Linked DNA regions of Homo sapiens: all the other regions are linked to region 1. A link is a loop called in an ENCODE intact Hi-C map of the cell type or tissue named here. Cell type or tissue: OCI-LY7. All regions are shown on one strand. Region 1 has its middle 27 kb from the start of KLRB1. Region 2 has its middle 28 kb from the start of KLRF1. Region 3 overlaps LOC105369649 (a long non-coding RNA gene).

Evidence for each region. Peaks named below come from ENCODE experiments on the same cell type or tissue, not always from the same donor. Only the 100,000 strongest peaks of a DNase experiment are listed, where the experiment ranks them.
Region 2: a loop joins it to region 1, with 4 times the contacts of the local background. A loop is called at or near these places in 18 of 110 quality-filtered maps.
Region 3: it touches region 1 in a loop (8-fold over the local background); 15 of 110 quality-filtered maps call a loop at or near these places.

The regions. Positions count from the first base shown.
Region 1 is chr12:9,631,246-9,639,245 of GRCh38, reverse strand. It overlaps the pseudogene LOC374443. Among named protein-coding and RNA genes, the nearest start is that of KLRB1, 27 kb to the right of the region's middle. In OCI-LY7, CTCF peaks have their summits at 4,634 and 4,864 (motif pointing left); DNase peaks (open chromatin) are centred at 456 and 4,855; H3K27ac peaks cover 855 bases.
Region 2 is chr12:9,795,127-9,803,126 of GRCh38, reverse strand. It overlaps a transcript of KLRF1 not described here. Among named protein-coding and RNA genes, the nearest start is that of KLRF1, 28 kb to the left of the region's middle. RefSeq lists an enhancer at 4,974-5,073. In OCI-LY7, CTCF peaks have their summits at 4,691 and 4,897 (motif pointing right); a DNase peak (open chromatin) is centred at 4,926.
Region 3 is chr12:9,328,068-9,336,067 of GRCh38, reverse strand. It overlaps LOC105369649 (a long non-coding RNA gene), which reads left to right. Exons shown (of 3, transcript XR_007063205.1): 3 at 1,132-1,216. Among named protein-coding and RNA genes, the nearest start is that of LINC02367, 35 kb to the left of the region's middle. In OCI-LY7, CTCF peaks have their summits at 4,540 and 4,759 (motif pointing left); a DNase peak (open chromatin) is centred at 4,727.

The sequences.
Region 1 (8,000 bases):
TTTTACCAAGGCTTTGACTGGAAGGGTATGCTTCTCTTTAAGGAGTCAAGCTCAACTTGCAGAGCCAATAAAAGTCCCTTGGGGAAGGCCGGGCGTGGTGGCTCACACCTGTAATCCCAGCACTCTGGGAGGCCAAGGCGGGCGGATCACCTGAGGTTGGGAGTTTGAGACCAGCCTGACAAACATGGAGAAACCCCATCTCCACTAAAAATACAAAATTGGCCATGTATGGTGACACATGCCTGTAGTCCCAGCTACTCGGGAGACTGAGGCAAGAGAATTGCTTGAAGCCGGGAGGCAGCGGTTGCGGTGAGCCAAGATTGTGCCATTGCACTCCAGCCTGGACAACAAGAGTGAGACTCTCTCAAAAAAAAAAAAAAAAAAAAAAAAAAAAAAAAGTCCCTTGAGGAAACTGGTCTCAGAGCCTTGTCTATGCAGTTCCTGTACAGGGTTCATGACCTGTGATCAGTAAAGAATGTCACTTTCTAACAGGCCCAGGAGCTCCAAGTTTATCTTGGAACCTTAAGACAAGAGGATTACCCAACTCACAGGTATTTGAGGATACAAATACATGTCTGGGCGTGGCTTTAAAAGATCTTATTTGAGATTACTTGTGGAACAGCATTCCATCAAAGCCAATCAAAAGGCCTATGTAGAAATAATTATTTTTGCTGCACTTTATGCAAATAATCAGGCCAAGTATAAGACTAAATTCAATTTTGCAAACAACTGAGTCCTATCATGATTTGTGTTTTTAACAAAAATGAGGACTGGAGAGAGAGAAATTATGTTTCAAAATTTATCATACATTTGTCTTAAAATTCTAAACTCATTAGTTGTTTTTCAGTTTTTGCCTACATTTTCAGACTAACCCTGCTTGTTCCTGTGAACCAACCAGTGATCTCTGTGTGCAGCTCAGAAAGAACAAACAGGATGGGTAATGTAGAAATCTGGATCAATATTCTAGTTCTGAGCAATTATCCTGCAAATCCTACCAGGTGATGGGAATAAATAGGTTGCCCATCACTCAGAGGGTTTTTCTGGGGGGGAGGTGGGGGAAAGTAAGACCAAGGGAGCTAACCAAAGCCAAGCAACATGCACCCAAATCCTAGGAAGCATAACTATAGCCACCAGTTATCTAGGCATGTCACTGGACATCCTTTTCTCTCCCTTGTTGGAAGAGGACTCAATTCCACAGCTTCACTTTAGCATTTGGTTTATGATAAGGAGTCCATGCAACCCACTCCAAGATGCATTTTTGTCCCAAACTTAATTCCAAGTTTTGAGTCAAAGGCCTAGGAAAGAAAACTGGATCTGAGGGATCCAGAGGCAGATGATAACGGAAGTCAAAAGACATAGTGCAGGTGAGTGTGGCTGATTCCTGCCAATTAAGCCAAGCTTCCAGTTTCATGGATAAAGGCTACGCTAGTATCCATGGCATAAATGAGGTCTAGGGAATCCAAAGGCTACTGACAGAAGGGGAGATAGGGCATACATGGGTGAGAATGGATACTCCCACCTCTTAGGCCCTCACTGTTAACATGGGCGAAAGCCACTTTAACACCCATGGCCACTGGTCACAGTCACCAAGACTCAGGGATAAAAGGATGGAGGAAAGAAAGAGGAACACCTCACTTTTCCTCCCTCATGTATCCTGTGTATTTGCTAGGAAGAGAAAGGAATCAGAGGCACTGGCTCCCCTCTTTCTAGATGAGTAGCCATTCATCTTCAGTCTGTACCCCTTTCAAATGCATCTTGAATCCCTGGGACTCCTTGAAAAAACACCTTCCTTTTTCCTCCTCTGTCATCTCTTTAATGATAAGTAATTGTGTCTCCGTACTATGGAACACTCCCCTCAGATGCATCCTCCAAACTGGGAAGAGTTAATTTCCCAAACCTTAGACTGGTTGGCTTCAGACTGGGCTCAGGAGAAGGAGGCCCAGAACTATGACATGCCTGCACAAAAGTAAGTTTCCTTACCAGTCCAGCTTTTGTCCCCCACCCCCTCCATCTCCCTGTGTGAACTGGTAAAAGGCCTCAGGATTTTTGAGCTGTCTTCACCCACCCCCTTGTTTGGTTTTGATACATGTTTTCTATTAACCTGGTTTGTTTCTTCTCTCCTTCAGGCAATCAAACTCCAAATAGTCATGCAACTGGAGCCTTGGACAATGGCGCCTTCTGCTAGGGACACTTAGAGAGGCCTTTGAGGGAGATCTGACTGCCATTTCCCCAAAACAGCGCCCCTGTCGGCAGGAGGCAGTTAGGATTGGTCTTCTTTATCCTTATCCTTATTCTAACGGCAGTTAGATGTACTTCAGAGTGGGGAATGAGACAGCCACCTCAAAAGGGGTCTCCTGAGAACCTCTGACCGTCCTGTGCACTGGGAGGATGGGGTGGAGCCGTGGGACGTTAGCACTGTTTACAAGGGGGAGTAGCCTAGCCTCTCCTGTTCCTGGGTGATAACCAAGGATTCAATCTGCAAGGTGGGAAACTTCGTAGCAGGACTGTCACTTTGCTGAGAGTCCCTTTTTCCCACTTTTTTTTCTTTTTCACCCAATAAACTCTGCCCTACTCACCCTACAATGAGTCCTCATGCCTAAATTATCTTAGTCATGTGACAAGAACCTGGATTTTCCTACAACATAGAGATCTTTCACTTCCTTGGTTAAATTTATTCCTAGGTTTTTTTGTGTGTGTAGCTATTGCAAATGGGATTGCCTTCTTGATTTTGTTTTCAGCTAGTTCATTGTGTGTGTATAGAAATATTACAGATTTTTTCTGTCTTAACTTTGTGTCTTGAAAATTTACTAAGTTCTTGTATCCTTTCTGAGAGTTTTTTGGTGGACTTTCCAGTTTTCTATATATAAGATTATGTCATCGGAAAACAGGAACAATTTGACTTCCTCCTTTCTAATTTAGATTTTCTGTATTTTTCCCTCTTGTCTAATTGCTTGGGCTGGGCTTCTAGTACTATGCTGAATAAGAGTGATGAGAGTAGCCATCCATGTTTTGTTCCAGATCTTTGGGAAAAAGCTTTCAGCTGTCATAACCAAAATAGATCTGAGGAATGAGCATTCCTTACCTTGGGAACAGCAGGAGCAAAGGGCCTAAGGAAGGGGAACCTGGCATGTGCTAGGAATGGAAAGAAGTTCTTGTGGATCTAATATGATCAACATGGCAGTGGAGGCAGAAGTGGAGAAGGATGAGTGGTGAAGGTTGAGGCTGAGGACATGTAAAGATGCTAGATTGTATTGGACCTTGTTAAACAGCGAGAAGGATTTGGGTATCATTTTTTTCTCTAACTGCAAAAAGGAGCTATTGAAGGACTTCAAGCAGAGAAAAGATACTTTTGCATTTTTATATTTTAGAAGATACCTCTGACTGCTAGGTGGAACAGGTTTGCAGAAGGGTAACTGTGGAAGCGACAACTAGATCTGTTAATCTACACATCTGTACCTGTGTAAATACAGAAGTGAAGTGAGCCAAGAATAAAATCTTAATTTTGCATTTAGAGGAAAACACAGGAAAAGTCAGCAAATGAGAAACTGTGGCCCTTGAAGTGGGAAGAACAGTAGAATAATGTGTTTTAGGAAGATATAAGGGAAAGACATTGGACAGGGGCTACTTTGTTTATAGGATTACTTTTCAGTGGTTTCAATTGTAGAGGAAAAATACCCATATTCCTCAATTGCACTTATTATTTTCTAATAATGAGTCATAAAGAATGCTAGTAGTATGCAAGTAGCTAATACAATAACCTTATTGTATTTGAATCTCTGTAGGCTATTCTCAAAGAAAAATTGCATTGGACAAAGTTAAATAGGCAAGGAAGACTTTATTCAAAATTGTTGCAATAGGTGTCAAGCCTGTTCCAATAAGAAAGAGAGACTGTATTCAAATCTGTTGAACAAAAAGCAGGAGAGATTGTAAAGGCTGGAGTATGCTAGTGAAAAAGTTCTGGAGAATATTAGTGGGGAAGGTGGGTCAACATGATTAGGCCATCTGTATTTGCTAACTGGCACATATGGAAGTTAGAGTACTACCCTCCCACAGAGATGGGAAGATAAGGGAACTATTTTTCTTGATGATTATTTTTCAAAGAAATGGCTCCCAGGTCTTTGAGAAAGATATTCCTGGGTTGCAAAACCGATAAAAGGCTAGAGAAAAATTTAAATCTCAAATAAGAAGACAGAAAGAATTTATAGTGGGAAGTTTTCTAAAGTAAACAATCTAAGAAAAGAGAAGTAAAGGAGTGATACGTCAGGGAGAAATCTGTCTAAAGTTTAGTCAAGTTGAGGGGAACATCAAGGCAGTCCCGTTCATCCTATACATGTATAAAATCTTGTTCAGAGGTACCTTGACATTAACTCACCCTCAAAATTCTTGCAAAACTCATAACAGAATATTTTATTTACGTTTGCAAAGTCTAAGCAATATGGATAACATTTTGTGTTGAAAGCAGCTAAAAGGCTTTTAGCAAAGCAACACAATAAACACTGGTTTAATCTGCTTGAATTTAGCCAGACCACTCAACTAAGAGCAGAGCTACCTTTTTAAGAATTAAGCCCAGCCTTAGGCAAAACTGTGAAGTAGACACGATTTTGCTTTAGTTCTTCACCTCCATGTGTCCTGGTATAACAGCCCCCAATGATACTGTAGATTTTGAAAGAAGCCTGAATTTGGGAGTTGAGAAACAGTTCAGTCTTCCTGTTTACTCATCTACAAAGTAAAGAAAAGAATATCTACTTAGCAAATACAAGTATTGGTACCTCCAATGAAATAATGTGGATTTAAACATTTCATCAATTAGTTTCTGACTTCAGTACACAGGTGTAAGGACAGAAAAAGAAAGGCATTGCAGCGCCCTCTTCTGGGAACTGTTGGTAAACTAACTCAGATAGTTGAAATGGATTTTCTAGGTGAATACAAAAGTTTCACTCTAGGAATAACTGCTCCACTTTTTAAAATATACAGATACATTGAAGTGTGCAAACAAACATCAAATTCAAACTCTTGAAGAGAAACACCAATGTTCATCCTTTTCCTCAACCCCTATCCACACATCCATGCAGGCAGCCCAGGGGACCTCAGATTGAAAATCGGAAAATAACTTATCAAGAAGCCATGTCACTTATAGCATTAGCTCTAAAACTTTAATTCATCTATGTATTACCTGGAGATCTTTTAAAACTGCAGATTCATATTCACTGGGTCCAGGATTCTACATTTCTAACAATCTCCCAGGTGAGACCTACACTGATGGTGGCATGACTGAAATCACCTTTGAAAAATTATAACAGTGAGAATGTAACCACCCAACAGGTTCACCTTGCCCAAGGCCTAGACAGAGCCAATATATCAAGACAGGGAAATTGCAATAGAGAAAGAGTAACTCATGCAGAGGCAGCTGTGTGGGAGTCCAGAGTTTTATTCAAAACTCAAATCAGTCTCTTAGAGCATTCAGGGAGCAGTTTTTAAGAACAACTTGGTAGGTGGGGGGAATCCAGTGATACAGGACATAGAAATAAATTATTTAGGCAGATAGTAAGGACAACAGAGTCATAGGCAGAATTTTCCATTTTAACAAAAAGCAGCCCAAAAAATCATTTCTTTTCTAACAAAGAGCAGCCTGAGAAATCGAGCTGCAGACATACATGAGCAAGCTGGAAGCTTGCACAGATGAATGCCAGCAGCTGTGCCAATAGAAAAGGGCTACCTGAGGGCCAGGCATGTTCAACATGGAGGGTCCATCTTCTTTTCTTGTCATCACATGTACAGTAAAGGAACAGGCAACAAGGCACAGGCCAGGTAGAGAACCCATCTGCATAATAAAAGATTAGGGAGGACAGTTGGCATGAGGTTCTAAGATGGCCAAATAAGAACAGCTCCAGTCCACAGCTTCCAGTGTGAGCAATGCAGAAGATGGGCGATTTCTGCATTTCCAACTTAGGTAATGGGTTCATCTCACTGGGGCTTGTCGGACAGTGGGTACAGCCCACAGAGCAGGGCGGGGCATCACCTCACCCAGGAAGCGCAAGGGGTCAGGGAATTCCCTTTCCTAGCCAAGGGAAGCCGTGACAGATGGTACCTGGAAAATCGGGGCACTCCCACCTTAATACTGCACTTTTCCAATGGTCTAAGCAAATGGCACACCAGGAGATTATATCCCGCGCCTGGCTCGGAGGGTCCCATGCCCAAGGAGCCTCGCTCGCTGAGAGCACAGCAGTCTGAGATCGAACTGCAAGGCGGCAGTGAGGCTGGGGAAGGGGCGTACGCAATTGCTGAGGCTTGAGTAGATAAACAAAGCAGCCGGGAAGCTTGCACTGGGTGGAGCCCACCGCAGCTCAAGGAGGCCTGCCTGCCTCTGTCGACTCCACCTCTAAGGGCAGGGCATAGCTGAACAAAAGGCAGCAGAAACTTCTGCAGACTTCAAAGCTGTCTGACAGATTTGAAGACAGTAGTGGTTCTCCCAGCACAGAGTTTGAGATCTGAGAATGGACAGACTGCCTCCTCTAGTGGGTCTCTGATCCCCAAGTAGCCTAACTGGGAGACACCTCCAAGTAGGGGCCGACTGACACCTCATACAGCCAGGTGTCCCTCTGAGACGCAGCTTCCAGAGGAAGGATCAGGCAGCAACATTTGCTGTTCTGCAATATTTGCTGTTCAGCAGCCCCTGCTGGTGATACCCAGGCAAACAGGGTCTGGAGTGGACCTCCAGCAAACTCCAACAGACCTGCAGCTGAGGGTCATGACTGTTAGAAGGAAAACTAACAAACAGAAAGGACATCCACACCAAAACCCCATCTGTGTGTCCCCATCATCAAAGACCAAAGGTAGATAAAATCACAAAGATGGGGAGAAACAAGAGCAGAAAAGCCGAAAATTCTAAAAATCAGAGTGCCTCTTCTCCTCCAAAGGGATGCAGCTCCTCTCCAGCAATAGAACAAAGCTGGATGGAGAATTACTTTGACAAGTTGAGAGAAGAAGGCTTCAGACGATTGGTAATAACAAACTTCTCTAAGCTAAAGGAGGATGTTCGAACCCATTGCAGAGAAGCTAAAAACCTTGAAAAAAGATTAGATGAATGGCTAACTAGAATAAACAGTGTAAAGAAGACCTTAAATGACCCAATGGAGCTGAAAACCATACCACGAGAACTACATGATGCATGCACCAGCTTCAGTAGCCGATTTGATCAAGTGGAAGAAAGGGTGTCAGGGATTGAAGAGCAAATGAATGAAATGAAACAAAAAGAGAAGTTTAGAGAAAAAAGAGTAAAAAAAAATGAACAAAGCCTCCAAGAAATATGGGACTATGTGAAAAGACCAAATCTACGTCCGATTGGTATACCTGAAAGTGACGAGGAGAATGGAACCAAGTTGGAAAACACTCTTCAGGATATTATCCAGGAGAACTTCCCCAACATAGCAAGGCAGGCCAACATTCAAATTCAGGAAATACAGAGAATACCACTAAGATGCTCCTCGAGAAGAGCAACTCCAAGACACATAATTGTCAGATTCACCAAAGTTGAAATGGAGGAAAAAATGTAAGGGCAGCCAGAGAGAAAGGTCGGGTTACCCACAAAGGGAAGCCCATCAGGCTAACAGCGGATCTCTCAGCAGAAACTCTACAAGCCAGAAGACAGTGGGGGCCAATATTCAACGCTCTTAAAGAAAAGAATTTCATATCAACCCAGAATTTCAATTCCAGCGAAACTAAGCTTCATAAGTGAAGGAGAAATAAAATCCTTTACAGACAAACAAATGCTGAAAGATTTTGTCACCACCAGGCCTGTCTTACAAGAAGAGCTCCTAAAAGAAGCACTAACCATGGAAAGAAACAACCGGTACAAGCCACTGCAAAAACATGCCAAATTGTAAAGAACATCGATGCTAGGAAGAAACTGCATCAACTAACGAGCAAAATAACCAGCTAACATCATAATGACAGGATCAATTTCACACGTAACAATATTAACCTTAAACGTAAATGGGCTA
Region 2 (8,000 bases), 160 kb before region 1:
CCATTGGTCTATGTGTCTGCTTTGGTACCAGTACCATGCTGCTTTGGTTACTGTAGCCTTGCAGTATATTTTGAAGTCAGGTAGCATGCTGCCTCCAGCTTTGTTCTTTTTGCTTAGAATTGTCTTGGCTTTACGGGCTCTTTTTTGGTTCCATATAAAATTTAAAGTAGTTTTTTCTAATTCTGTGAAGAATGTCTGTGGTAGTTTGGTGGGAATATCATTGAATCTATAAATTACCTTGGGCAGTATGGCCATTTTTATAATACTGACTCTTCCTATCCACGAGCATGGAATGTTTTTCATTTGTTTGTGTCCTCTCTTATTTCCTTGAGCAGTGCTTTGTAGTTCTCCTTGAAGAAGTCCTTCACATCCCTTGTAGGCTGTATTCCTAGGTATTTTATTCTCTTCATAGCAATTGTGAATGGGAATTTATTCATGATTTTGTTCTCTGCTTGTCTGTTATTGGTGTATATGAATGCTTGTGATTTTTGCACATTGATTTTTGGGCTCATTAAGGAGTTTTTAGGCTGAGACAATGGGGTTTTCTAAATATAGAATCATGTTGTCTGCAAACAGAGACAATTTTATTTCCTCTATTCCTATTTGAATATCCTTTATTTCTTTCTCTTGCCTGATTGCCCTGGCCAAAACTTCCAATACTTAGTTGAATAGGAGTGGTGAGAGAGGAAATACTTGTCTTGTGCCGGTTTTCAAAGTGAATGCTTCCAGCTTTTGCCCATTCAGTATGATATTGGCTGTGGGTTTGTCATAAATAACTCTTATTATTTTGAGACACATCCATCAATACCTAGTTTATTGAGAGTTTTTAACATGAAGGGATGTTGAATTTTATCAAAGGCCTTTTCTGCATCTATTGAGATAATCATATGATTTTTGTCATTGGTTCTGTTTATGTGACGGATTACATTTATTGATTTGTATATGTTGAACTAGCCTTGTATCCCAGGGATGAAGCCAACTTGATTGTGATGGATAAGCTTTTTGATGTGCTGCTGGATTCAGTTTGCCAGTATGATATTGAGGATTTTTGCATTGATGTTCATCAGGGATATTGACCTGAGGTTTTCTTTTTTTGTTGTGTCTCTGCCAGATTTTGGTATCGGGATGATTCTGGCCTCAGAAAACACAAACCATAAAAATCCTAAAAGAAAACCTAAGCAATACCATTCAGAGCATAGGTATGGGCAAAGACTTCATGATGAAAATGCTAAAAGCAATTGCAACAAAAGCCAAAATTGACAAATGGGATCTAATTAAACTAAAGAGCTTCTGCACAGCAAAGTAAACTATCCTCAGAGTGAACAGGCAACCTACAGAATGGGAGACAATATTTGCAATCTACCCATCTGATAAAGGTCTAATATCCATAATCTAAAAGGAACTTAAACAAATTTACAAGAACGAAACAAACAATCCCATTCAAAAAGTGGGCAAAGGATATGAACAGACACTTCTCAAAAGAAGACATTATGTGGCCAACAAACATATGAAAAAAAGCTCAACATCACTTGTCATTAGAGAAATGCAAATCAAAACCACAATGAGATACCATCTCACACCATTCAGAATGGCGATTATTAAAAAGTCAAGAAACTATAGATGCTGGTGAGGCTGTGGAGATAGTGGAATGCTTTTACACTCTTGGTGGGAATGTAAATTTGTTCTACCATTGTAGAAGACAGTGTGGTGATTCCTCAAGGATCTAGTACCAGAAATACCATTTGACCCAGCAATCCCATTACTGGGTATATACCCAAAGGAGCATAAATCATTCTACTATAAAGACACATGCAGACATATGTCTATTGCAGCACCATTCACAATAGCAAAGATATGGAACCAACCCAAATGCCCATCAATGATAGACTGGATAAAGAAAATGTGGTACATATACACCATGGAATACTATGCAGCCATAAAAAAGAATGAGATCATGTCCTTTTCAGGGACATGAATGAAGCTGGAAGCCATCATCCTCAGCAAACTAACACAGGAACAGAAAACCAAACACCGCATGCTCTCACTCATCAGTGGGAGTTAAACAATGAGAACACATGGACACAGGGAGGGGAACAACACACACTAGTGCCAGTCAGGGGATGGGGGGAAGGGGAGGGAGAGCATTAGGACAAATAGCTAATGCATGTGGGGCTTAAAACCTAGATAGTGGGTTGATAGGTGCAGCAATCCACCATGGCACACGTATACCTATGTAACAAACCTACATGTTCTGCACTTGTATCCTGGAACTTAAAAATAAATGAATAAAATTTTTTAAAAAATGAAAAGATAAGCCACAGACCAAAAGAAAATACTTAACAAAAGACATATCAGATAAAGGACTGTAATCCAAAATAGATAAATAACTCTTAAAGCTCAACAATAAGAAAATGAATTACCTGATTAAAAAATGGGCCAAAGATCTGAACAGATACCTTGTTAAGAAGATATACAAATGGAAAATAACCTTATTAAAATATGATCAATATCATATGTCATTAGGTAATTTCACATTAAAACATGCTATTACAGAAAAACCAATTACTATATGTTCTCACTTATAAGTGGGAGTTAAGTTATGAGTATACAAAGGCGCACAGAGTGATATAATGGACTTTGGAGACTCAGAAGGGGAAGAATAGGAGGGGTTTTGGAATAAAAAACTACATATTGGGTAAAGAGTGCACTACTTGGGTGATTGATGAGTGTAATAAAATCTCAGAATTCACCACTATATAAATTCATCCATGTGACCAAAAATCACTTGTACTCCAAAAGCTATTGAAATTTAAAATTTTCTTTGAAAACATTTACACACCAATTAGAAATGTCAAAATCCAAAATATGAACAACACCAAATGCTGATAAAGATGTGGAGCAATAGGACTTTCATTCTTTGCTGATTGAAATGCAAAATGGCACAGCCACTTGGAAAACATGTTGACAGTTTCTTAGAAAACTAAACACATTCTTACCATATAATCCAGTAATCCCACTTCTTGGTCTTTATCCAAATGAGTCGACAACTTATGTCCACACAAAAGCCTGCTCATGAATGTTTACAGCAGCTTTATTCATAATTGCCAAACCTTGGAAGAAACCAAGATGTCTTTCAGTAGGTGAATGGATAAACTGTGGTACATTCAGACAATGGAACATTCTTCATCACTAAAATGAAATGGGCTATCAAGCTATGAAAAGGCATGGAAGACCCTTAAAATGCGTAGTTTAAATAATTAAATAAATAAAAGATTTAAATAAAATACAAGATTTAAATAAAAAGTGTGCATATTAAAAATACATGAGCTGCAAAAAATATATTCTTGAGGCACAAAACTATAAAATATCACATAATCACTTTTTTAAATAATTATGGGGCCCTTTTCTTATAGATGTTTGTAATGTGTTTGCTTACATGCCTTTAATGGATATGTGCTCTGAATTTATATATTCATTGTCTAATTATTTTAAAAGTTAATATTAAATGCCTATACATTATAAATTAATAAATCAAGAACTTATTGCTTGTCAGCTAATGTGCTAGATACTGGAGAATAAAGATATTAGTAAAAGCTTCAACTGCCTCAAAGGATTTTATATTTACAATACAGGCTAAGCTCAAATATAGAGAAAAAGTGTATGATGGCAAGGCTTAGAAATCTCTAGAACTACATCTGATAGAACAGAAAGGGAACAAATTGACAAGACAAAGGTGGATATTAAGATACTTTTTCTGATTGAGCATTGGTAGTGGTAATTCAAACATGAAGTGATTTCTACATGTATTCTACATGCATTATATCATTAGAACCTCTTATCACACTTTAGTTGCAGCTTAGATTGTTAACCTTGTTTGAAAACGAAGAATAGAAACATAAGAAGAATCATATTATTCTCCAAAGTTACCTAGAGATAGTAAAATTCTGGGGCTAGGACTTAGAGGCCTCAAATCTGACTTCATGGAGCTGTTTCTCCACACAAGCTTTACCTAGACTAATGAGTAGTACAATCGGTTCTATACTCTCTTAAAACCTTAGTCCTTCAACAGCTGGAAACACACTGCTTTGCAAATCACTTAAATATCTAGTTAAATTAGTTTTTTTTTTCTTTTTATGCAAACAATGACCCCTGAAAGGAAAAAAAAAAACACCCTGGTACTTCTATGGGATCAAAAAATAGATATTATATAATAAAATACAACAGATGATATAATTTCTGTGATTTCACATCATACAAAGTTGAAACATATATGAAAAATATATTAAAACCATGTGATTGAACATTCACATAAAGTACAAAAGACCAAAGTTTAGAAAATAAACTGCAAAATCCTCTGTTTCTGCTCATATATCTAAGCCTTTTCTCTTGGTCATAAACACTACATAGATAGAGAAAGCAGCTTTGCTCTTAATAATACCTGAGCATTGAAGACCGTTTTCCCCAAAATAGCTTCTACCATACACGCATTCATTCTTTCACTCATTCACTCACTCAATATCAATTTAATACCTAGAATGTTTCAGATATTGAAAGAACAATAACTTAAGATCAATGATTTATAATTGAGAAAGGAAATGTCAAATATCGGTGATGGAGGTTATTCTTACCTAATTTCTATTTTTTAATTTATATACCATTAATACTTTATGAAACACATGAAATAGAAGAGTCTATAACTTTTATTTGTGTATTTCTAACATCTGTCAGTTTCTGGCCCACTTGTTTGTCTAATAAGTGTTTGACTAATGATCAAATGGAAAATAGAATCTGGTGAAGGTGTCCAAACGCAGAAAGGAAGGTGTTTACAGGGAGGACAATATGAGAGCCCAGCACTTTACCTCCTGACCACACAGTAGCAGGTGTTTCCTTAAGGCCTCACACCACCACTAGAGAGCAACAGTTCACAAGCGAACTGAAGGTCTACGTGCAAGAGCCCTTGCAGGAATGCAGAAGAACAGGAAGGCTGTGAGGTGTAGGCCTTGTGTCAGAAATTGGTCTGAGGAGCTCATTTACTCCAAGGCAGTTATTTGAAACACAAAATCAAGTGATGTGCTTTAATTCGCTGGCCCTGTGCCCTCTATTATTTAACCCGATTCTTTCTTCGAGTCATACAAAACAATTACTCTAATTATTTTTTTAAAATATTTTTAAGCATCTGTCCTGATCTGGTCATTGTGCTCAGTATTGCCACACTGCCTATTATTATGTGCCTGCATTCACCATCTGTTATACAGCAGGAATAATGAATAGTTTCATCTTTTAAATTTTAGTTTTTAGGATTATCTCCCCCTCCAAAAACATTGAAATGATTACAATTATATAAATTAAAGTAATTTTGATTTAGGATATCCCCCTACTATTAAATACCAAATAAGACAACTGAATATGCATTTCAAGTTTATGAATGCAAATAAACATATATGTTAATGATTAGGAACCCTCTTGTATTAGAGTCAATTGCCCTCAAGCTGGTAAAGAAATTAGAGTTTCTTTTTCCCAGCTTTATTATATAAAAAGTTTATATGCCACAAATAGGCTAATTTGATTGCTTTATAAACATATTGCCTCTTTAAAATACAAAGTAAAATAACTTGCAAAAGGAACTTGAAATCTGTCAATGTCAATCTGTTCTAGCACAATCTATCCCAAATCTTCAATAGGCCTGAAAACTCCAACATTACTGTAAATTCATTTATTTTCTTTCTTTCTTTAAGGAATAAAAAAGAGAGTTAGTAACTTACTCTGTTAGGCATTGCGCCAAAGTAAGTTCCACTAAAATTTGTGTAAACGTTCAATGTGGTGTTTATTTTTTTTTTCTGAGAATTCCTTGTCCTAAATGATGCTTACTTCCTGTTTAACATTTACGAAGAAAACAATATGCAACACATACTTTAGCTGAAGTTATAATGGAGTTATCATTACAGTTCATTACAGCCAGTCCTTGTTACCCAAGATTAGATGCATAAAAGGCTGATCGCCGGCCCCTGCCTTTTGAAAGCTACCTAATTGTAAACGACAGCATGTATTAGATTGGTGCAAAAGTCATTGCAGTTTTTGCCATAATTTCAACAGCAAAATGAATATGCCTGCTCCCCCCAAAAATGTGGTTGGAATACTCGTAAAAAAGAAGAAAAAAAATTATTCACAGAGGTCTAAAATCCTGAAACCAGCTCAAAGAGTATCTGAATGTTTATATTGTTTTGAATTGAATAAAATGAGCAGTGAAAAAAAACAGACAGAAGTATGTCTGTTTCCAATTTATTCTGTGTCCTGGAAATAAATTTTTTCTCATTTTTTCTTTAAAATGAAATTCACACACACACACACACTTATGGGAAGAAATTAACAAAAGATCTCTAACCAGAGAGTATAAAATTTCAGGCAGTCTCATGAAAATAATTCACCATAAATCCTCCACTATCAAATGATTACATAGGAAACTGCATATTATAGTTACAATTATGAGTACTTTAAAGAAAACACCTAAGAAAGTTAATATGAAACACAAAACAACCCTTATGTGTAATTCACATGAAGAGATTGATAGTGGTAGAGTCAGCGGCAGCATTAGAAGTGGTAAAGATGGTGATGTTGATATCACTAGTATTATCGATACTACTTCTCTAGCAACCAAAGGAAGGAAGTGTATAAAGGAAAAGTAAAGATCAATTACGTCAAATTTTTCTGAGAAGCCCGGTAAGAAGAAAACCGAAAATTAAATATATAATATAGCAACATATCAGTAATTATTTAATACCTTGACAAAATCAGAACAAAAATTATTCTGAGAGTTATCCAGAAGAATAATTACAGCAGAAAAGCCAAGATGGTTTTTCCTCCTAAAGGAAGAAAATGGTGGGGTCTTTAAATGACAGATATTAAATAATGACAATCAAAACAACAATGGTAGTGTCTTCCCAGACAAATTCAATCACCATTCAGATCTCAGCTCAATTTTTAATTTGTGGATAATCAGAAGGGATGTGGACTGACACTGTCAATCATGTGGTTCTTCCTAAAACCCATGTAAAAGCCAATGCGTTCGTCCTCACAGTATTCCAGTGGTTGACATACTCCCCCTCCTTGATTTCCACCATTCTCCTGTAGAAAATATATGAAAAGTGTTGAGGATGTAAACTTAAATCATGATAAATGTTTGGTGGTTAACTGATGCAACAAGAGGAATCAATACAAGACACGCTATTTGAAAAAGTTCTATTTCTCAGGCTAGACCTCCTGGCCAGGATGCTGCCAATATCACCTGCCCAGAAAAAAAGAGCTGGAGATTTTTCAGCGAGCTCAGGCTGAGTATATATTGGACCACTGGAAATGAAATTTTGAGAGGTACAGAGTCACGGTACCTTTCAAAGCAGGGTAAAACCAAAGAGAATATATGGTACACGAAGGTAAGAAGGCTTCTGCTTCTTACTTCTTGGACTTGCTATCTGCATATCACGTCTGCAGTGCCTTTTTCTCTCAGGAGCACTACCATACTTACAAATGAGAAATCTAGAAGAAATCTGGATTATTCAGAGAAGTCCTCTCTGATCACATCTTTTAATATAATCATCCTCGATCTACCCACTCTCGCTCACTATCATATGTACACATCGATGTCTGTATTAATTAAACAAATACTTATTGAACATCTGCTATCACCTGGCAATGTTCTCGGCACTAGGTATATAGCAATTAGTACAAGAAAACTGATGCCCTTATGCTGCTTACATTCAAATGAAGGGAGATAGGCAGCAAACAGAACAATCTTATACTAATAATTCGGCTGGAGGAAAAGTGCCTTGAAGAAACAAAGCAGGGTCCAGGCATAAATATGGGGGTCCAGGGAGTTCTTTACCATTGCTTCAAGACAGAAGCAGAAAGATCACAATTAAAACACTGTTAACGATAGCAGGCAATTGTTGGTGTTAGCGTGAAATGTGAAATACAGTGGTCGCAGTGGACGTATGATTCTGTGTGCA
Region 3 (8,000 bases), 300 kb after region 1:
CATCTCCGTGACAACTCCTATGTTCAGGATCTGGAGGAGCACGGGGCTTGGGGACAGGGGCCTCACCAATTGCTGCTTCTCTTCAGCCTCCTGCTGCAGGGCTGAGGCGAGAGGTTGCAGCAGATGCTATGATGTCAGGTATCTCCTTGCTGGACTGATTCTCACAGTCCCAGGACAAGGGCAAGAAGGCTCTGGAGGTGGCTCTAACTGCAGCACTGTAACTGGAAGGTTCTCATCCCATGCTGACACTAACTCAACAGCTAGCACTGGAAATGCTCCTACTTCTGGATATGGATCAGAGCTGGGAAAAGAGATAGGATTACCATCATCGATCACTTTGCACTGGTCTTTCCAAACACCAAAGTGAACTCACTGAATTTAGGGGAATTCCAGCCCCAAAATCCCACACCTCAGAAAATCTTCCAGACTGCAGCCACCTCACTATCTGCCTCTACCTCTCCCTCTATCTGATGGGCTCCAGAGGCTTCATCCAGGCAAGAAAAATGTGCAGATGCTGCGGCAGCTTTGATCCAGGCCACTTGACCTACATGTAGGTCACCTTAGGCTTGAAGGATGGAAAGCTTGGGGGCTGAGAGAAATCTACAGAGTATTGATCTGGCCAAGTGGCCAAAATGAAAGAGAAGGTGCTGGGGGCAGGAAGTGGGCATCAGAGTCAGAGGCCTGGTCTTTCCTCCAGCACGGCTCATCCACAGCACCTGTGTGCTGCTGCCTGTCTAGAGGACAGCCCCATCCCAGTCCAAGCCCTTTGTGCTGTCCTGGCAGGGACAGACCTGGTCATAGAGCAGGACTTTACAGACAATTGTGGATCTCAGCTACCCACTGACATTCTCCTCCTGTAGGCCCAGGGCACACAGCTTCGTGTACCTGGGCACCAGGACTGTGGCTCCAGGCAGGCGTGTGAGCAGGTGGCTCGTCACTGCTTCAGGTCTGGGCCCCCTGGTGCTGGGGTTGGGAAAGGTGGATGTGGGAAGGAGGAGGACAAGCAGAGCTGGGAAGTGACTGTGCTGGGCATGGGTCTTTTGGGGGCCGGCTCTGACTCCAACTCCCCTCTCCTTTGACAAGGACGTGAGGCCCCATCTTCAGCTCACCTTGACTTCTTTCCTCTTGCAGAAGCCCCAGACCTCAGCCATCTTGGAGGAATTATGAGGTGTATGAGATCCAGAGTTCCGTCAGTCTCTCCCCAGCCACAGGCCGTATAATCCCCTCATCCTTTTGGGGTCCCAGGAAGTCCTTCTTCTGGACCCAGAGTCCACCCACTTTAGAGTTGGTCCTGGGATCTGTCATCCTGCTCAGAATCTGGGAGGAAGTGTTTATACCTAGAGGAGGCCAGGAGGGCATTGCATCTCCCACTCTGTGGGCGTGCCTTGCTTTCGATGTCTCCAGTGAGGATCTGACTCCCTGGATAGAATGGAGTTGAGGCCCAGGGGTTGGCATCTGCTTTGTTTGTTAAAATATGCTAGTCATCTATAAAAGTGCCTGCACAAAGTAAATGCTTAACATATGTGTGTTTAGTGAATGAACACCAACCAGAACCTTCCTAGATAACTGAGCGTGCCTGGGGCCTCTCTTCTAGCACGCAGGGACTTGTATTCATAGACTGTATAAAGAGCATTATCCCAGCAAATCCTCAAAAACACACCCTCATTTTAGAAATGAGCAAACACAGGCTTTTGGATGTAAGAAGGCAGCTCCAAAACTGCTCACGGGAACTACTGTGTGACTTTCCCTCTCAACTCCCCGAGGCTTGGTCTGCGCTGACACGGAGGAAAAGGACCTGGGGAGGCCTTGTTTCCTCCTCTGTTTTAGAGACAGTGACACAGCAAAAAACTAGAAGAACCCTTTGGACTTAAAGCCAATAACTGCTTCTTTGTTTAACATAAAGGCAGTCTTGAGAAACAGCTACCGCAATTGCAGACCCGGCAAAGGGCCCAATGCCAGGAGACTCATTGGGTGGGAGAAAGAGCCCATCACAGTGCCACGGATCTGAGCGATGACTCAGGGAGGAGAAAATCCAAGTGGGGACTATACAGCCGAAAGGTGACACACACATATCAGCAGGGAAGCTGGAAATGAAAGGATCAATGGAATTTTATTTGTCACGCAGACACCGGATTGACAAAATATTAGAAGACTTGACACCCAGGGGTGGCTGGATGCTGGGAAGCAGCTACATTCAGGACTGCTGGTGGCAATGTATCCACAACAGCCCTTTTGGAAAGTCATCTGACTAAGCCATGAAAATGTCATGTATGCATATTCCTCACCAAGTAACTCCTTTCCTGGGAGTCTGTCTTCTGCAAGGCATTAGTATATGTTACAGGATGAATTTTGTCTACTCTTCAAAGTTCATGTTCATGTCTAACACCAGTGCCTCAGAATGGAACTGTATTTGGACATGTGGTCCATAAAGAGGTGACACAGATTACGTTCATTAGGGCGGGCCCTAATGCAATATGACTAAAGTCCTTATAAGAGAGGCAGTAAGGACACAGTGAAGCACCAGGGAAGGCCCTGTGACCCAGAGAGAGCTGGAGACCATCAACTAGCCATGCAGAGAGGCCTCAGAGAAACCAATGCAGCCCACAGCTCCATGTCCAATTTCAAGCCTTCAGAATTGTGAGAAACTGCATTTCTGTTGTTAAAGCCCTTCAGTCTGTGGCACTGTATCATGGAAGTGCTAACAAACTGTCATGGCCTATTCTGAAAAGCATCAGATACCGCTACAAGATAGCTGATGTCGAAATAGAATTTTATCATGTGAGGCTCCGGCAGCATTGAGAGGCCTCCCTTATTGAAAGTTATGAAGACATATGAGGACACAGCTCCTCTCCGATGGTGCTATGGGGGTGAGGTCTCTGAGGTGACATATTGCAGACAGATGCATAGAGCAGCTGAAGGCTCTTTTTGTGTGACACCCCCACCCTTTGTAAAAAAGAACCTCCCCAGTAAGACTGACAGCTTGTAAGGTTTGGAGGCAGTCTGGCAGGACAGTGGAGCTGTCTGCTACAGGAGACACCTGGGGTAGGTTGTTAAAACAATAAAAACAGCAGCAACATGCAAAGATAATCATAGCGTTGTGTAAAGTGAAAACAACACAAAAGCACTTCCTCTGATCTTCCTAAAAGTAGATGAGCAGGGACTTTCCACCTAAACAAGTTGCCACTGGGTACTAATGGAGGCCAGATTCCTTTGGGAGGGGACTGTGGGTCACTCAAGTGGGAAAGCCGAAGGACAGAGCCCAGGGAGTCCCCATTTGTGCGTCTGAGTCATGGGCCACCCTGGACTTCTTGAGTCTCTGTCTGTGGAGACCCCTCTGTGCCTGCTCTCACCCTAGCCCAGCACTGGCCGTGGTTGATGGCATGTTGCACCTGCCCTTCGTTCAAGGAGATGGTGTTGTTGAACCCATCTCCTGCATGGAGCTCTGCAAAGAGAGTGCCTGGCATCAATGGCCTGCCTGGCTCTTTGAGGTTTATTTTATAAAGCTAGTAATCCCAATCATGAGAATTCCACCCTCAGGACCTCATTACCTCCCACCTCCTAATATCATTACATTGGGGGTTAGGATTTTGCCATATGAATTTTGGAGGGGGGAGATATTCAGTCTATTGCAACTGTTATGCTTTTATTATCCCCAAAGCTGCCATTTTTCTGCTGTTCACTCTCTTCTGTTTTTCCTCCCCCAATCTCTCAGTCTCTTGTTTCTCTCTCTCTCTCTCTCTCTCTCTCTCTGTCTCTCTCAGTCTCCATTGCATTCCTTAAACTGGGGAAGCGAGTTCTGCTGTTATGAGGTGCTCTATGTACAGGCTTACATGGCAGAGGCCAAGGGAGTGCCCAGGCCAAGAGACGGGGAGGAATTTACGCCCTCAGTCCACACTGAGTCCTGCCAATACCCACATGAGTGAGCTTGGAAGTTAATCCTTCCCCAGTCCAGTTTCAGTTGAGACCACAGTCCCAGCCTCAGGAGAGGCAGTGAGGCAGAGGCATCCAGCTAAGCTGTGCCCAGATTCTGCTGGACACAAATTGTCAGATATTAAGTATTTGTTGCTTAAAGTTGCGAAGTTTGGAGGCACAATGTTGTCAAAGACAAGCAGATCTCTACCCTCATTTCCCCCGACTCCTCCCTCCCTCTGCTCCTCTCCCCCCAGCCTCCCTGCAGCCACACTGTCCCCTTTCTAACCTCCTCTGCCAAACTCAGGTCCACCTGTGAGGCTGTGCCCCAGGGTGGCTTCTTTCTGACACCGCTGTCCCTGACTTGGGCAGCGTTGGTCCCCCATTGTCATTCTGGCCATGGCATAAATGTCACCTCAGTGAGGCATTTGGATTCTCCCCACACAGTGACTCCCCGGCCCTCCCTCCCGTCATCCTACCGTATTTTTATCACAGCACCTGCTCTTTTCTTTCATGTGGACTTGCTTTAGTGGTTCTGTGCAGGTCTCCTAAGACTGGGCTCCTGGGGTGGAGAGGGACTCCTTTGCCATTTTCAGCACCAATGCTGAGCCCACCAGGCCACCTGGCACAAGGTGAGTGCTCAGGGCAGAGTCGCTGAGTGAATAAGTCAGCACGGGGAGAAAGTGATTAAACCCCTTCCTGCTTCCGTTGTCCTCATAATGTGGGGATCATTGATACTAACAGGAGGTGCCTTTCTCAGGAGGCTATCCCGGAGCTCCACCTGCTCCAGCAAAGCTCCGTGGGCACCAGGGACATGGGAGGCTGCTGCCCCCTGGTGACCAGTACTAGCACTGCAGCCCCAGGCAGGAGCATCACAGAGAACAGGCACATGCATTTGGACTTTATTAAAACTAAGAACTTCATCAAAAGATGCCTTCAACAAAATAAAAAGGCAAGAACAGAGTGTGAAGAAACATTTACCATTTTTGTGACAAGAGCCTGACATGTAGGATGTGGGACTAACTCCCATCAATTAAGAAGAAAGGCGACACACTGGGGAGAATGGGTAAACAATCCGGACATTTCCCAAAGAGTGGCCAGACAGCCAACAGGTGTAGAGAAAGGTGCTGCACATTCTCCGTCATCAGGGAGATGCAGATTAAAACCACAATGTGATACCACTATGCAATGGATAACATTTTATTTGAAAAACAACATCGAGTGTTGCTGAGGGGGCTGAGCGACTGGGACTCTCATATGCCGCTGTGTGTGTAAACTGCTACAAACACCCTCAAAAGCCCTTTGATAATATTTTCTAAAGACGGACATATACATTCTATGGCCCCACAATTTGACTCAGGTATAGATCCGTTAGAAATGCCTGCATCTGTTCACCACGCAAAAGAACGTCCACAAATGGCCAGAACTATGACAGTTAAGGGAGGTAAATTCTCAATAGCGGAGCTGTGAGTTAATTTAGTTTCTCCTTAGACTATTTTTCTCTTTTCTACAATACATCATTATTTAGCACTTTTCCAAACTGGAAACAACTCGCATGTACATCAATAATAAAAAGAATACATGAAATATATATATACAAAAGTCCTAAAATATGATATTGCATATATAGACGCATATAATAAAAGCTATACAGAACTGAAAGTGAACTATAGCTGCCTTTAGAAATACACGTGAGACTTTCAAATATAATAAATTATCCTGACAGAGTTTATTCTGTACCATTTCATTTAATAAAATTTTAAACTAATATTAAAATTAAAATATTAAAATTCTCACTTCAGAAGTGAGAATATTTGTTATCACTGGAGACTCTTCTCCAGCGCAGTGGCCTGAGATGACAACATGAGGGAACTCCTAGAGGGCTGACGATGTTCTGTTTCTTATGGGTACTGGTTACTGGGTGCACTTGCTTTGGACAATTCATTGAGCCACGCACTTATTATTTCCATATTTTTAGGCATACGAAATGCTATGCTATGCTATGCTTCAACACACAAATTCACAGAATCAACCTAAATGCCCATAAATGGAAGACTGGATAAAGAAAATGTGGTGCAAATACACCATGAAATACTATGCAGCCATAGAAAAAGAATGAGATCATGTGCTTTGCAGGAACGTGGGTGGAGCTGGAGGCCATTATCCTTAGCAAACTAAGACAGGAACAGAAAACCAAATCCTGCATGTTCTCATAAGTGGGAGCTAAATGATGAGAACACATGGACATGAAGAGGGGATCAACAGACAATGAGGCCTAGCAAAGGGTGGAGGGTGGGAGGAGGGAAAGGAGCAGAAAAAATAACTATTTGGTCCTAGGCTTAGTACCTGGGTAATGAAATAGTCTGTACATCAAACCCCTGTGACATGAGTTTACCTATAAAATAAACCTGCACATCCACCCCTGAGCCTACAATAAAAGTTTTTTTAAAAAAACAAATTCAAGCAATTGGATCTGGACTTTCATTTTTCTGGTTAATCCCAAGGCCAGCAGGCATAGGGGTTGGTTCAAGACTCTGGCATCGTAGCATCTAGATTCCTGTCCTGGGTATCACCACTTCCTATCTCAGAGATCTTGGCCACGGTACTAACTCTCCAAGCTCCAGTTTCATTATCTGTAAAAGGAGTTAATTATGCTTCCCATTTCATAGTTATTCAGAGGATTAAATCCTCACAAGAAATACTAGCTCTTGCGGGACTTCATGTTGTTTTTTGTTCTATGAACTATGGAGAAGACAGATGATGACCTGTGGTAAAGGAAGGAGAAGCATGAGGTTCAACCCAAAGATGTTGTCAAGGTGAAATGTAGACAGGGCCTCTTGGCTTGAACCGATAAATACAATCTATAGTTGTAAATTTTGAGGCCATCCATTAATAAATCCTCCATTCCTCCCACCTTTGTCTATAATTTTGTTAATAACGCTCGATGACATCATCAATCAGAAGATAGCCCAGGGCAGGGTCTCCCCTGAAATTCTCCCTCCAGGTGACAGTGATCCATTAAGCAGCCTGCTATGTGGCAAGAAGGAAAACGGGTTTGGATGTGTGTTGCTGCCACAGCAGCAGCTAAGAGCCCCAGGGACTTGGCTGCTGGCAGCATCCTCTACCAGAGTTTTCCTTCGACAGTGAGAAGACTCCCGGAGTCCTTAGGAGCCAGGATCTGGCTGTCGGGAGACAGCATTCATTCATGCATTCATTCAGTCGTTCTTCATTCATTTGAAAAAACATATTGAAGTCTTCTACAGGCTAGATGTGCTATGTCCTTATAATAAAGGTCAATAGGACACAATGCCTGCCCTCAAGGAGCTTGCCTGTCTAATAGAGAGTAATATCACAGCCAGAAGGACTCTATGAAAGAATCCAGCCAGGTCATGCCACTCTTCTGCTCAATACTCTGCGATGGCTCCCATGCTCCTCAGAGTAAAGTTCAAGGTCCTTCCCACAGCCCCATAGGACCTGGCCACCCCATAGTTCTTGTCCACCCCCCGTCCTCTCCCCTGCAGCCGCACCGCCCTCATTTTCAAACACAGCAGCCAAGTGCGCGCCTGCCTCCAGAACCTTGCACTGTACTTGTCTTTTTTTGTCTAGATGCTCTTCCCCCAAACACCTACCCTCCCTTCCTTGCAAGCCTTTCCTCGGAAGACACCTTCTCAGGGAGGCTTTGTCAAGCCCCACCCCATCTAAAATTTCAACACTCCCCAGCACTTCATATCCTCTTCCTGATTTATTTCTTCTTCTCAGGACATCTTCCTCTCTAATATTCTCTACCCTACTTACTAATCTTGTTTAATTGCCATCTCTCCCACCAGCATGTAGGCCTCTGAGAGCAGTGGGGAGCTGTGGATTATTTTGATGTGGTTTTGTTTGTTGTACCTAGAACACTTAGATTAGTGACTAATACAGTATATAGAAACTGGGAAAAGGAAGGAAGGGAAGGGAAGGGGAGGGAAGGGAAGGGAAGAGGAGGGGAGGGCATGTTCTCCTTACAACTCGATCCGACTCCCCTAGAAGAGGGGGCAGGGAAGGAGGGCAAAGCTAGGAGAGTTGAAGAATATTAAGAAGAGAATAAGGTA